Regions from separate parts of the Homo sapiens genome. Here all the other regions are linked to region 1. Evidence: chromatin loops called from intact Hi-C (ENCODE). Cell type or tissue: dorsolateral prefrontal cortex. All regions are shown on one strand. Region 1 overlaps LOC105377144 (a long non-coding RNA gene). Region 2 overlaps LRIG1 (leucine rich repeats and immunoglobulin like domains 1). Region 3 overlaps SLC25A26 (solute carrier family 25 member 26).

Region 1 (4,000 bases):
AAATCATACGAATTTGAAGAACAGACATCGTAAGGTTCACAGGAGGATAAGCACACAGAGAGGGTCAGTTGGGGTCTAGGCATCACAGACCCACTCCACCAGCTTTTTTTTTTTTTTAAGAGACTAGTCTCACTCTGCCGCCCAGGCTTGACTGCAGTGGCATGATTATGGTTCACTGTAACCTTGAACTCCTGGTCTCAAGCGATCCTCCCACGTCAGCTTCCTGAGTTGCTGGAATTACGGGCACATGCTGCCACACCTGGCTCCCCCATCCCCTCTTCTACCAGTTCTCCACCTGCGCAAACTGGGTCTTCTTTAACTCTCATTTTTTTAAGACAGAATACTTGTCCAGTAATCCATTTATCCATTCACTATTTATTTAGTGAGTCCCAGACACTGTGCTAAACATCAGGGATGCAACCATGACATGACATATGTTCCTGTCCGCAATGAGCCTGCAGTGTGCTGGAGATCTCGATGACTGCACCACAGGTAACAAATGCTGGGATTGGCATCAGTAGAGAATGACAGGATAATGCACTGGAAGAGCACCTAACCCAGTCTTGGAGGGTCAGGAAGGGCATCTTAGAATAAGTGATTTTTTAACCAGGATCTTAAGAGTAATCCAGTCACTTGTCAAAGGTGAAGGTACAAGGGTGATATAAGATGGTGGAATTGCACATAGAGGAAACGGTTTGTAAACTAAAGCTCAGAGGCGAGAAAGGATTTCTAGTTCATCCAGAAATCTGAAAGATTAAGATGATTTAGATTAATGAAAAGAAAATAACATAGAGATGGGAGTCCCAGGTCCACGGCTCTGGGACTGGCACAGTGATGTACTAGCAGTGTGACCTTACACAAGTCACTTCTCTTGGGGCCTCAATTTCCTCATCTGTAATACAAAGGGATTGGCCTAGGAGACAGTGGAGAGTAGAGGAACATAAAGCCCCCACCTCATGTCCCTGGCACAAAGATTCTTGAGGGACTTGTGTTGGAGGGGCAAGGCCGGTCACCTTGGTCTCCGTCTTTAGAACTACTTCATGTTCCTGCAGTCATGTGGGAAGGAGGGCACCAGGGAGGCCGTGGAAACTTTCCCAGGACCTGGGCCACTGAAGTCGCCACCGAGTTCTATTATCAGAAGGAGACATTTGTACAGTCCTCGCTCTTTGATAGTCTGTGTCTAAAATGTTTTGTTAAGCCTGGAAAAAGGCAAATACTTACGTGTGATTAGATGGCATGCTGAAAGAACTTTCAATGTTTAATGAATGGAAAGCAAATATTGATTGGAACTTTTAAAATGGTGTATAGCATAAAAAACAATGTTTACTAAGGCACTTACACTTGTCCTGCACATAGTAGGTGCTTAGTAATGATCTTGATTTAAATAAACGTATAATACACCTAGTAACCCTGATACTAGATGTTTGTTACATAGGACTTGTTACTATTTGATTTCCAAAAAAAAAAAAAAAAAAAAAAAAAAAAGCCACCTAGTTTTAGGGCAAGTTCCCAATGTATTAACTTAAGCTCATGGGATGTTTTTCTCCATGTAAATTTCTTCTGACTTGAAACAGTACCCATGGCAGTGGCCAAACAAATGTCAGTCAAGGCAAAGCCATATCGTCACATCACAACATGTTGTAATCAAGGTCACAGACCAAACTCATGCTTTATCTCTCAACTGCTAAGGTCTTTGTGCTGCTGAGAACAACTGTTACAAATACTGGAAGATATTGCTTAAAGGCAAACAGAATGAGTACTTGGAGGAGTTGGCCCCATAAATGATATATTTCATAACTGATTCCACTTTTAAAGGAAGCTGCTTCTGTTGTTAAATACCCATAAGATAGGTGCCCCCTGCATAGCTATAACCTATAGTCTTTTAAACTATACATAAGAACCATTTAAAATACTTTGGTAGGTAAGACTGCATTAACAGAAACAAAGAGGTTAATTTGGGAAGGTTATACTTTGGTTTCACGAAAACACGTCAAGCTGTTCAGCCCACATTACACCTGGTGCAGACATCACACCGTAATCACACAGGCCATGCGTCATTTCATCTCTGCTCACCCAAAACAAGAGATGTCGCCAGTGAAAAATATTTTCTAGGTGGGAGATGTTCAGGTAAGGATTTCAGAGGCAAGAGAATTTAAAAGCAGCTAGTGTGAACTTTTTCTCAAAAAACCCTAAAAATTAGAGAAGGCCATATGCGGTCTTTGGAACAGACACATAACTGGAATGTCGCCACCCCTTTCTTGAGTTTGAGAGGCACCAATATGCATTCCCAGACCATGTGTTTTCAAGCACCCTTACTTGTCTAAGGGCCACCTAGGAGACAGCTGATAACAGCTCCAGAAATCACCACAAGGGGGAGCATTGACCTGGCGAGTCAGGTGGAGTCTATAGTCTGGACTTTTAGGGCACCTCATGAAGCCAACTTGCAACATTCACAGGTTCAGCCATTACCCAAGCTGGAAGCCAGCCCTGTAACACTTAGTCCGTGTGAGCTGAACATCTACCACCTTTTAGGATCCCAACCAAACTCTTATCCTACAAGTCACCCCAGGGGTCTGGAAGCTTCTCAAGCAAAATGTTTTCTTTACTCCCTGTTCTGAACATTGGGAGTGTGCTGCGTAAACCTCCCGAGAAAGCTCAATTCAAATGTCTGCAATCCTTCTTAGAAAGGGGAGGATCTGTCTTTTGGGCCCTGCGGGTAATTCCTCTTCCTAATGCTGACCACGGGGACTCCCCAAGAACATTTCCACTTCAGCAAGAATGTTGAACAATTTGCGTAACCTTTCCCAGGTACCTGCTATAACCCATTCTAGAAATCTAAATAGAAAACTCTATTTTTCCATCTAGTGTCCATGCAAGGATGGTGCATTTCTGCCAAAAATAAGTTTGGGGTCTGGCGTGTTATCTCCAGTTGATTCTTACAAATGACTGACCAAAGAAAGTGAAAGAGAAAAGAAAACAATTCGTGGAAAACTCATAAATAACTGTTTGTCCCCCTCCCCCAAAGCTCTGTAAATGTAAAGAACACAACATATATGGAAAATACACCCAAATTTAATGTGCAGTTTGCTTGCCATGTAACTGTTCATACATATTTTGCCACCTAAAGAAAACTGTGCAGCTTCTAATTGTTTTGTTCCATTTTGTTTTGTTTGACACGGAATTTCACTCTTATTGCCCAGGCTGGAGTACAATGGCTCAATCTCGGCTCACTGCAACCTCCGCATCCCGGGTTCAAGTGATTCTCCTGCCTGAGTCTCCCAAGTAGCTGGGATTACAGGCATGTGCCACTATGCACAGCTAATTTTTGTATTTTTAGTAGAGATGGGGTTTCTCCATGTTGGTCAGGCTGGTCTCGAACTCCCAACCTCAGGTGATCCTCCCACCTCGGCTTCCCAAAGTGCTGGGATTACAGGTGTGAGCCACCGTGCCTGGCCTCTAATTGTTATTGTGACATATTTTCTTCTGGCTTTACAATTTATTTTTGTAACTGAGGCCTTAGACCCTAGGTGCTAAGACGGTGCAGGTCATTTTTGTGTAGAAAGTTACACTAATGTTGACAATTCACTTGCACTTGACAATTCACTTTTTGGCCAAAGAGGAAATAAAAAGAAAGTATATTGGTGTGCAATATACTAGCTTTGGAAAATGAGAACAGTTTAAGGATCTGGTTAGAATTTACAGGTCTCCCAACCTAAAACTCACTGTTATTCCTATTATTGCAGTTTCATTGGAGCAGAAAATTTAACCCAATGACCAGGAAACTGAAGAGACTCCGTAGCCTGAGAAGGGAATTATTCAAAGGAAAAAGGTCCTAACTTACGTGTTGAAACTCTGTTCAAAACTTCTAAGGGAAAGAATAGGCCATATAGGAACATTCCTGATATTGGTCATTTGTATTTCTGAAACTCTTCACAGTAAACCATCTCGGCGTACGTTGTTACTTTGAATTTTCACAGCAACCCTGAGAAACTGGCTTGAG
Region 2 (4,000 bases), 340 kb after region 1:
GAAACCATGGCTGACGTTCCCTTTAAGTTAGATTCCCATCGTGAGGATTCTGCAGTGCTATGTATAGAAGTTTTGTGTGAATGTTTGATTCGTTTCTGACTACCCCATTAGTCTGTAAGCTCCCTGAATGCAGTGACTGGCTTTGTTTCCAATCCACCATTGTATTCCCAGAATCTAGTGTGAAGCCTGTGACACATTAAATGCTCGTGACAGATACCAGTGTAGATAGAGATAGTGGCATTCATTCTGTAGAGTCCTGTATGTCCTGTGGAAATACCTCTGCCAGATAGAATAATTCAGACCTCCCAGGCTTCATCTGTGTATTTCCTGAATATACCTTGCTTGTTTAGTAGCTTCCTATACCCCTCACCACCCTCCACCAAAGTCTCTTAAGTGTTGAGAAACTTAGAAGAATGGAAAGAAAGAAGAAACAAATAGAACCGAAGTTGAAAAGATGACAGGCTGTTTACCTGCCACATTTAGAATTGGCGGTCTTTTTGGTCTCTCTGAATTTTGGAAAAGTCCCATATGCAAGAATTGTCACTGAAGTGGCTTTGTAGTTAAAGCAGTGCATGTGAACTGTCCCCACATGAGGTCCTCGGGCGCCTCGTCCCTGCTGGATTGCTGGTGGCTGTCCTTGGCAGGTGGGCCAGGCTCAGGCGCTCTCCTCTGTGTTGCGTTTGGCGAGGGAGCCCGCGGTGCCCTTCCCAGCTGTTGACATGGTCTCTCATCTGCTCTTTTGCTGGAGCCGCGTTTTGGAGCCTGCTTTTCCAGAGTTGACACTGCAGGGGAGGGTGGCTTCTTCCATAGACCGAGGCTGTCTAGACACCCTTCCCCTTGTGGTTATTCTGCTCAGTTTATGCTGAGCCCTCGCCAGGCAGCTGGTTTCGGTTGCTTGAGCTCTTACTTTGCTCAGGCCTCTGCTTTGACAAAAAGGATGACCAGGCCAAGGTAGCTTTTCTCCCTCTTTGCTGCTGGCAGAGAGAAAGACTGCTTTCCTTGACCAGAGGGAGCTGTGAGAACACTAAGGACAGGTTACCCTGCCCTCTGTGGACCCAGCCCAAGTAACTATGTAAATTGATAGAAGCTTCTATGGCAGGAGACTTCAGGCAGATACATTTCTAAATCTGGGCCTTTTTAGCTTGGACTTCAGATGTGAGACATTGGCCCCCACCCCCATCCTCAGACACGCAGGATCTCCATCCATGGCAGAGAGAGCACTGCGAACCCAGCTGGCAGAGCTCCTCTCTGGGCAGTCTCCCAGGCATGCTAGCAAGGGGCAATGGGAAGCTGTGTTCTCCCTGATGAGCTCAGCCTCACATGTTTCTTTTAATGGCTATCGAGATCTTGGACTGTGATGCTGTAGGGAAGCCTTTTGTCCCCAGTGAGCTGGAATAGTCTAGGCAGATTACTGTCTTGGTGGCCTTACGGGGGGTGCTGGAGGGGGTGCTATTGATCTGTTAGCCTAGTTACTATGTCTTTATTACTTTTGATTTTCTGGTGACAAATGTTAGGCATTTATTGAATAAAGAAGAAAGTACAAAAGAAAAAACAACTGATTTCATTGTTCGGTGATAAATATTATCACTGGATAGTGTATAAATTTCCAGTAATGTGTGAGGCTGAATACCTATTTCAGTTATGTTTTAAAGACTCAATATCTTGAATATTTTCCCTGACTTTAAGCAGTTTTTAAAATGTGCTTTAATATTTATTGTATAATAAATTATTACACAACTTACATAAAACTTGTAAAGTTTCTCTGATATTGGGCATTTAGGCTTTTTCCTAAGCTTTGATAGACATCCTTATGCATAAATGTTTAGCCATTTATTTCCTTAGGATGAGTTACCCAATTCAGATAGCGCTGGATATGCAGATTCTTAATATTTTCGGTACCACTGCCTCTGAGAAAGAGGCTGCCAACTTACATGTGAACTTGTGCTTGTCCCACACCCTCACAAACATTAAATGCTGTTTATTTCTGTAATCATGTACCAGTTTAATGGATGGAAATTGCCTCAGATTATTTTAATCTGCATTTCTTTGGATGTTGAGGCTGAAGACTTTACACAGGATACTCCCAGATATTTCCTTTTTCAGTTTCCTTCCTTTGTTGATGCTCAGCCCAGTACATCATCTGCTGTCCTCCACTGTGGTCTTTGGGCTTGAGCACAGTACATCTCTTTGGTACTAGGGAAGCTGTGTTTCTGAGAGAGCACAGGTGTAATTGCATAGAAAACTGTGCTCTCAACAGGCATGTCACATGTTTTGACTCTGAACCAGGACATCTTTGGGTTCTTCTTAAACAGATGTGGACGCGTGTTGCGGAGGGGACTGTTGCAGTGGCTCTGTTGATCCTGTACTGCTGCAGCCTTCTGCAGAGCCAGCCTGCCTGTGCCCAGGCTGCCCGGTCTGTGGCCAGGGTGCCTGGTACCTACAGCTGGTAGGAATCAGCGCAGATTAGCGTGGCTGAGAACCTTTCAGGAACAGCTTCCAGCAAATGGAAATTATTTTAAAACAAATTTATGTGGTTTTTCTGTCAAACCTACTTGGAGCATAAACAAGGTTGAATTGTAAGCTGCTTCCCTTCTGCAAGCGAGCCCATGTTTAGAATGTGGCTTTCAGCAAAGTAAACATGGTCTCGAAAGTGAGTTGTCATTGTATGCATGTGCTTTGAAAAGTAAAAGTAGTGCACTGAACGAGCATTCTCATAGATAATTGTGATAGAGTTTTAGACATCCCTTCTCGTTTATTTGTCTTCCTGCCACAAAGATCACTACTTCCTGTAAAGGTTTTAAAGGTAAGGAGTAATTTGGTATTGAAAGGATTAAGGGAAAGAAATGCCAGGTCAGTTTCTGTGGTGAGAAGCATTTTAATTTTGCTCCTTTGCCATGGGGAATATAAAAAACATCTTTTGAAATACTTAATTCTGTGTGCATGCGTGTGTGTATACACGTGTGTGTGTGTGTGTGTGTACATAAACCCTCCGGTCTGTGCATCTTTGAATTCTCTGCCAATTTCGAGGTGGTTCCCCCCACCCTAGGGACAATGTCGGCTTTATTAAATTGGGCACAGCCTCCCTAGAAGGTGAAACAATGCTTTTAATGTTCTGATTATATATTAATGAACAACCAGGCCAAGGGGCACTTGCCAAAAAAGCTACAAAGTGAGAAAGCCACCAATATCAGAGTGAACTTTGCACTCTGAAAGTGTGAATGATGTTGGGTGAAAGAGTTTATGGCGCAAGGGGAGCAACTGGAATCTCTTTGATGTTGTGTAGCATCCTGGCCCCATTAGACTTTGGGCCTTCCCGTTTAACTGCATCTTTGCTGGCGAGGGCAGTGCTGAGGTGTGGTCTGAAATATAGAGGGACCTCAGCCACAGAGGACTGGCATACCTGTGCTGGGCAGGGGGACCGTTGGCCATTTCTATCTGTTTTCAATCAACTTCAACAAATTTTAATCTAACACTGAAACATATAGTTTCACACCCCCACCCTCCCAGCTTTTACTCTGGAGGGACTTTCCAGAAATAGCATGCTATTATTCTCAAATCCGCCTGCCCCAACCACAGAAAAGGGTTAGATCTTAATCTTAATCTAACTGATTTATTTTCTCCCCATTGTGGTGACATTTCCTCCTGCCTTCTGGCTTGGTCTTAATTTTTGAATGGCCACTGGGAGCCCTGCTTTCCACAGCCTTGCTAAATAATTTCTCAAAGGAAGAAAAGAAATGCTCTTTCAAAATGCCAAGAATGTGTTTTCTGTGGGAGGGTAAACTCTAGCTGAGGTTTTCTGCATCTGATGGACTCATGGACAGAGCTTGGGAGCGAGTATAGGACAATCTGGGAAGCACACAGAAGCTGATGTTCTTTCTGGGTGTTCTTTTGGGTGTTCATTTATCTCCTGGCACGTAGAGGGGCAGTTCTTTCTGCATTTCTGTGGTATGGAAGTAGCTAGGTGGCATTTTCAGTCTGGAATTCTGAGAGCCTGCTAAGG
Region 3 (4,000 bases), 570 kb after region 1:
AACTGTGGCATGAGAGATGCTACAAAGTAATGCTTCTGCTTCCTCCAGTACCTCCGGAGCCTTCCATTTGGTTTTCTATTAACTCTGATCCTTCTTAGATTTGAATTTGAGCTACAACAAAGTATTTCACTGCACAAGAACAAAAACATGTTACAGTATTATGGTTCTATGAAAGGAAACAGAATGTCATCTGTGGGTCTCTTGGTAAATCCATTCTGTAAAGCATTCTTTCCTTATAAATCTGAGGTTCAGTATGAATCCATGACACAGGAATGGTGGCATTTTCACTAAATCCAAGAATGTTTTAAATGTTAAAGTTCTATCTAAAAACAAGAACTACTAAGGTTTTCCATAAAGGAAAAAAAAAAAAAACATGCTCCCTCCATACTTTATCAAAATCAAAATGCAATGCTGGCCTCCTTAAATATGCCAAAATATGAAACCTTAGATTAAAATGTTGATTAAATCATGATGCTGCTACCAAGATTTTTCTTCCTTTGGCATAAATAAAATATTTTCTGTTGTTTTTAATTGACTGCTGCAGCTAAGGACTGAATGTTTCCTTTTGATATTTATTAAATGAAACACCAAGAACCAGGTGCACATGCATGCTGCCCCTGCTACTCAGGGAGGTGAAGACAGGAGGATAACTTGAGGTCACAAGTTTGGAGCCAGCCTAGGCCACCTATGAGATCCTGTCTCTTTAAACAAAAACAAAAACCCAAGATGCAAGACTACAAATCATAAAACTAAACATTTGAAAGGGAAAAAATTCCAGTGAACTTCGGCCTCACTTTAGGTACTGAGTGGAGGAAAAGAGAGATGGATGCTGCTAAAACCCCTGGTTCTTTCATTGCCACAGCCAAGTTCCCTTCCTTCAACACATCACCACCAGGGTTTTACAACTGCACCCTGTCCTCTAGTTCTGGAAATGCTCTTCAAAGTCCCTAAGTATCCCCAATAATACCTTTTATTAACATTACATCTTCTTCGCAACTATTTCAACATAGTTCACAAAAAAAATTCTGATTTAAGATTTTTCTCCAAGAAACTCCATCAACTACCTGCAAATATTCCTCTGATATTAGAAGCTAATTATGTCACCATTTTATATATAAATCAATCTGAGATCATAGAAGTTGCTGAAGGTCAGAGAGCTACTTAGCTCAGGAAGCATGGGTGAAACCCAAGTGTTCTGACTATCATCTCCAGAATTATTTTTCAATAAAGATGTCATACTTACACACATCTAATGCACTTAGAGGTTCAAGGTTTAATTTCAGCTAATGCTTCATGTTTCAACAGGCAACTCTATAACCAATTCAACAGAAATTTAACAATACACTGAACAGAGCCACTCAAAGCTTCATCGTATTCAAAGCAAAAGCTGCTTTGGACTTTCCAGAGCAAACTCAAAGTGGCAAATTAGTAAGACAGGGGGTCAGGGAGAGACCCCTGGAAACTATGAAGATTTTTGAAATGCAATTTGCTTACGTGTATTTCATTTCCACATTCTCTTTGTAATTCCCAAAATTCTCTTTAGAAAGCAGGTTTCCAATTAAGAATATTTTACATCTCTTTCTATACCATCATTTAAAAAATCAAAAACCTCTACAACAGTTCATTTGTGTGTCAAGTCTGCCATCTTCTGTTGATAAATGGAATTACAGCTGTTGACAAAACCAATTTACAAATCCTAACTTACACTCCTTAGATTTTAATTTTTACCTACTTGCATTGGGACCTATGTTCATCAAACCTTTCCCCCTTATAAGACTCTTTCCAATCACGCAAATAAGTTCAATCGTTGTAGGTATTAGTCTTCCCTCGCCTGACAAGACTGCTGTCACGGGTAATACAGACTACACAAGGAAGTCTTCTCAAAGAAAATAACTCTATCAACACTTAGTCCCTGTGTCTACAATTTGTTCACAGAATTTTATACAACCCAAAAGATAAGCCTCAAATGGCTTTTTTGCTTTTGTATTTTTCCATAACAGAAATGAGCCATGATTTCACAGGAGGTGACAAACATCCCATGGATGGATTTATAGATTCCCACCAATACAAAAATCTGAACGTTGAGGAGGTGGCAATGGTGACTGTATTTGCTTCCTACTGCTGCTCTGACAAATCACCACACATTTAGTGGCTTAAAACATAAGCTTATTATCTATAATTCTGAAGGTATGAATTCCAAAATGGGTCTTCCTGAGCTAAGACCGAGAGATGTCAGTCAGGCAGTATGCCTTCTGGAAGCTGCAAGGGAATGTTGACTTCCTGCTTTCTAGGGCTCCCCTGCACTCCTTGGTTTGTGGCCCCTCGCTCTATCTTTGGACCAGCAGTATACCATCTTCAGCTCTCTGACCCCCGCTCCCCTCTCCTAAGGACCCTACTGATTAGACTGGGCCCACGTGGATAATCCAGAAAACTCTTTCCACCTCAACATTTTTTTTTTTTTTTTGAGATGGAGTCTCACTCTGTCACCCAGGCTGGAGTGCAGTGGCGCGATCTGCAAGCTCCACCTCCCAAGTTCACCCCATTCTCCTGCCTCAGCCTCCCGAGTAGCTGGGACTACAGGCGTCCACCACCATGCCCGACTAACTTTTTTTTGCTTTTTTTTTTAGAGACAAGCTTTCACCGTGTTAGCCAGGACGGTCTTGATCTCCTGACCTCACGATCCGCCCGCCTTAGCCTCCCAAAGTGCTGGGATTACAGGCATGAGCCACTGCGCCCGGCCCCCATCTCAACATTCTTAATATTATCTGCCAAATCTCTTTCCCGTGTGAAGAAACACATTCAGAGATTTGGGGACTAGGACATATTTATGGGGGGGGGGGGGCATTATTTTGCCTATCACAGTAACCAACGGCAAATTTTGGAACCTGACCTTTTAAGAAACCAGTGATGTGAATCCTTACTGCACAAGTAGTATACTTACCGCTACTTCTGCCATTTTTTAAATACTACATGAAAAAGAAAACAGAGGTGCTCCTGGAAGTATACAGAGAAATATTTATCTAATTACTTATTCTACAGTGGTGTTTTATTATTAGCTGGGAATAATAATAGCTGGGAAACTTGGAGCACATCACTAAACTTCTTTGAATTTCAATTTTTTCACCTTCTGAATAGATACCTTTCCCAAAACTAGGAAATTCTAAAAACGTGCCGCATTCAGCAACTTGTGTGAAATGGGGCTAGACCCAATGTTTATTCAATATTTTGTGTGTCAGATGCTAGGCTGGACACTTTGTTAAGTGCTGTATAATTTCATCCTTGTAAGAACTGTGACTGGGATGGCATTAATCCTATTTTTTCAAGATGAGGAAAAGAGCATTTCAGTGAAGGCAAGTAAATGGCCTACAGACAAATAAGTGGACAAGTCACAAATCTGACCCCGATCTGTGTAACTTGACAGCCCATGGTCCATACCTTGCTACCTCCCTACAGACATCCTCAAATACTCCCTAGTTATTTAACAGATGGATCCAACTTACTTATATGCTCCTCAAAAACGGGGATCAAATTTCTTATTCGGTGTCTCTTAGCACCTATTAATAGTATTAGCTATACAACTCAAATATTGAAAAGCACACAATCACAAACCAAAGCAAATAAGTGACAGTTGCATTTAATTCAAGAACCCTAATCTTAACAAGGCAATATTTTAGGAAATAAAGGTTTGTCACTGACAGAGTTCAGGCTCGCTTGGAAGTGGCCAATCCTAACCTCCTTTGGTATTTTGGTCCTTTGAGAGTAGTATTCAGTCTTTCCATTTACAATGCAGTGGCAATAACTGACCAAGTTACACTCCTGTGGCTCAGAATCGTTTCTTCAACTTCATCAACCTATATGAAAATCATACTGTGCCTATAAAGCTCAACTTAATTGTGTTCTATAAACTCATGCAGCTCTTAAATAAAAAGTTAACAGAGCTTCCCTTCCTTTTTGTCCACTAACTAAATAAAAAAATCAATGAAATATACTCTCCCAGGTC

What was found. Hi-C counts contacts between places; a loop is a spot of excess contacts. Peaks named below come from ENCODE experiments on the same cell type or tissue, not always from the same donor. Only the 100,000 strongest peaks of a DNase experiment are listed, where the experiment ranks them.
Region 2: it touches region 1 in a loop (2.9-fold over the local background); 7 of 110 quality-filtered maps call a loop at or near these places.
Region 3: a loop joins it to region 1, with 4 times the contacts of the local background. A loop is called at or near these places in 86 of 110 quality-filtered maps.

What each region holds. Positions count from the first base shown.
Region 1 is chr3:66,820,842-66,824,841 of GRCh38, reverse strand. The region is part of intron 2 of LOC105377144 (a long non-coding RNA gene); the gene reads left to right. Among named protein-coding and RNA genes, the nearest start is that of KBTBD8, 180 kb to the left of the region's middle. In dorsolateral prefrontal cortex, a CTCF peak has its summit at 2,375 (motif pointing right); a DNase peak (open chromatin) is centred at 2,361; H3K4me3 peaks cover 173 bases; H3K27ac peaks cover 719 bases.
Region 2 is chr3:66,480,499-66,484,498 of GRCh38, reverse strand. The region is part of intron 1 of LRIG1 (leucine rich repeats and immunoglobulin like domains 1); the gene reads left to right. Among named protein-coding and RNA genes, the nearest start is that of LRIG1, 19 kb to the left of the region's middle. In dorsolateral prefrontal cortex, CTCF peaks have their summits at 814, 1,286, 2,164 and 2,387; DNase peaks (open chromatin) are centred at 788, 1,238 and 2,374; H3K4me3 peaks cover 3,477 bases; H3K27ac peaks cover 4,000 bases.
Region 3 is chr3:66,251,866-66,255,865 of GRCh38, reverse strand. The region is part of intron 3 of SLC25A26 (solute carrier family 25 member 26); the gene reads right to left. Among named protein-coding and RNA genes, the nearest start is that of SLC25A26, 33 kb to the right of the region's middle. In dorsolateral prefrontal cortex, CTCF peaks have their summits at 1,439 and 1,638 (motif pointing left); no DNase peak of the experiment used is centred here.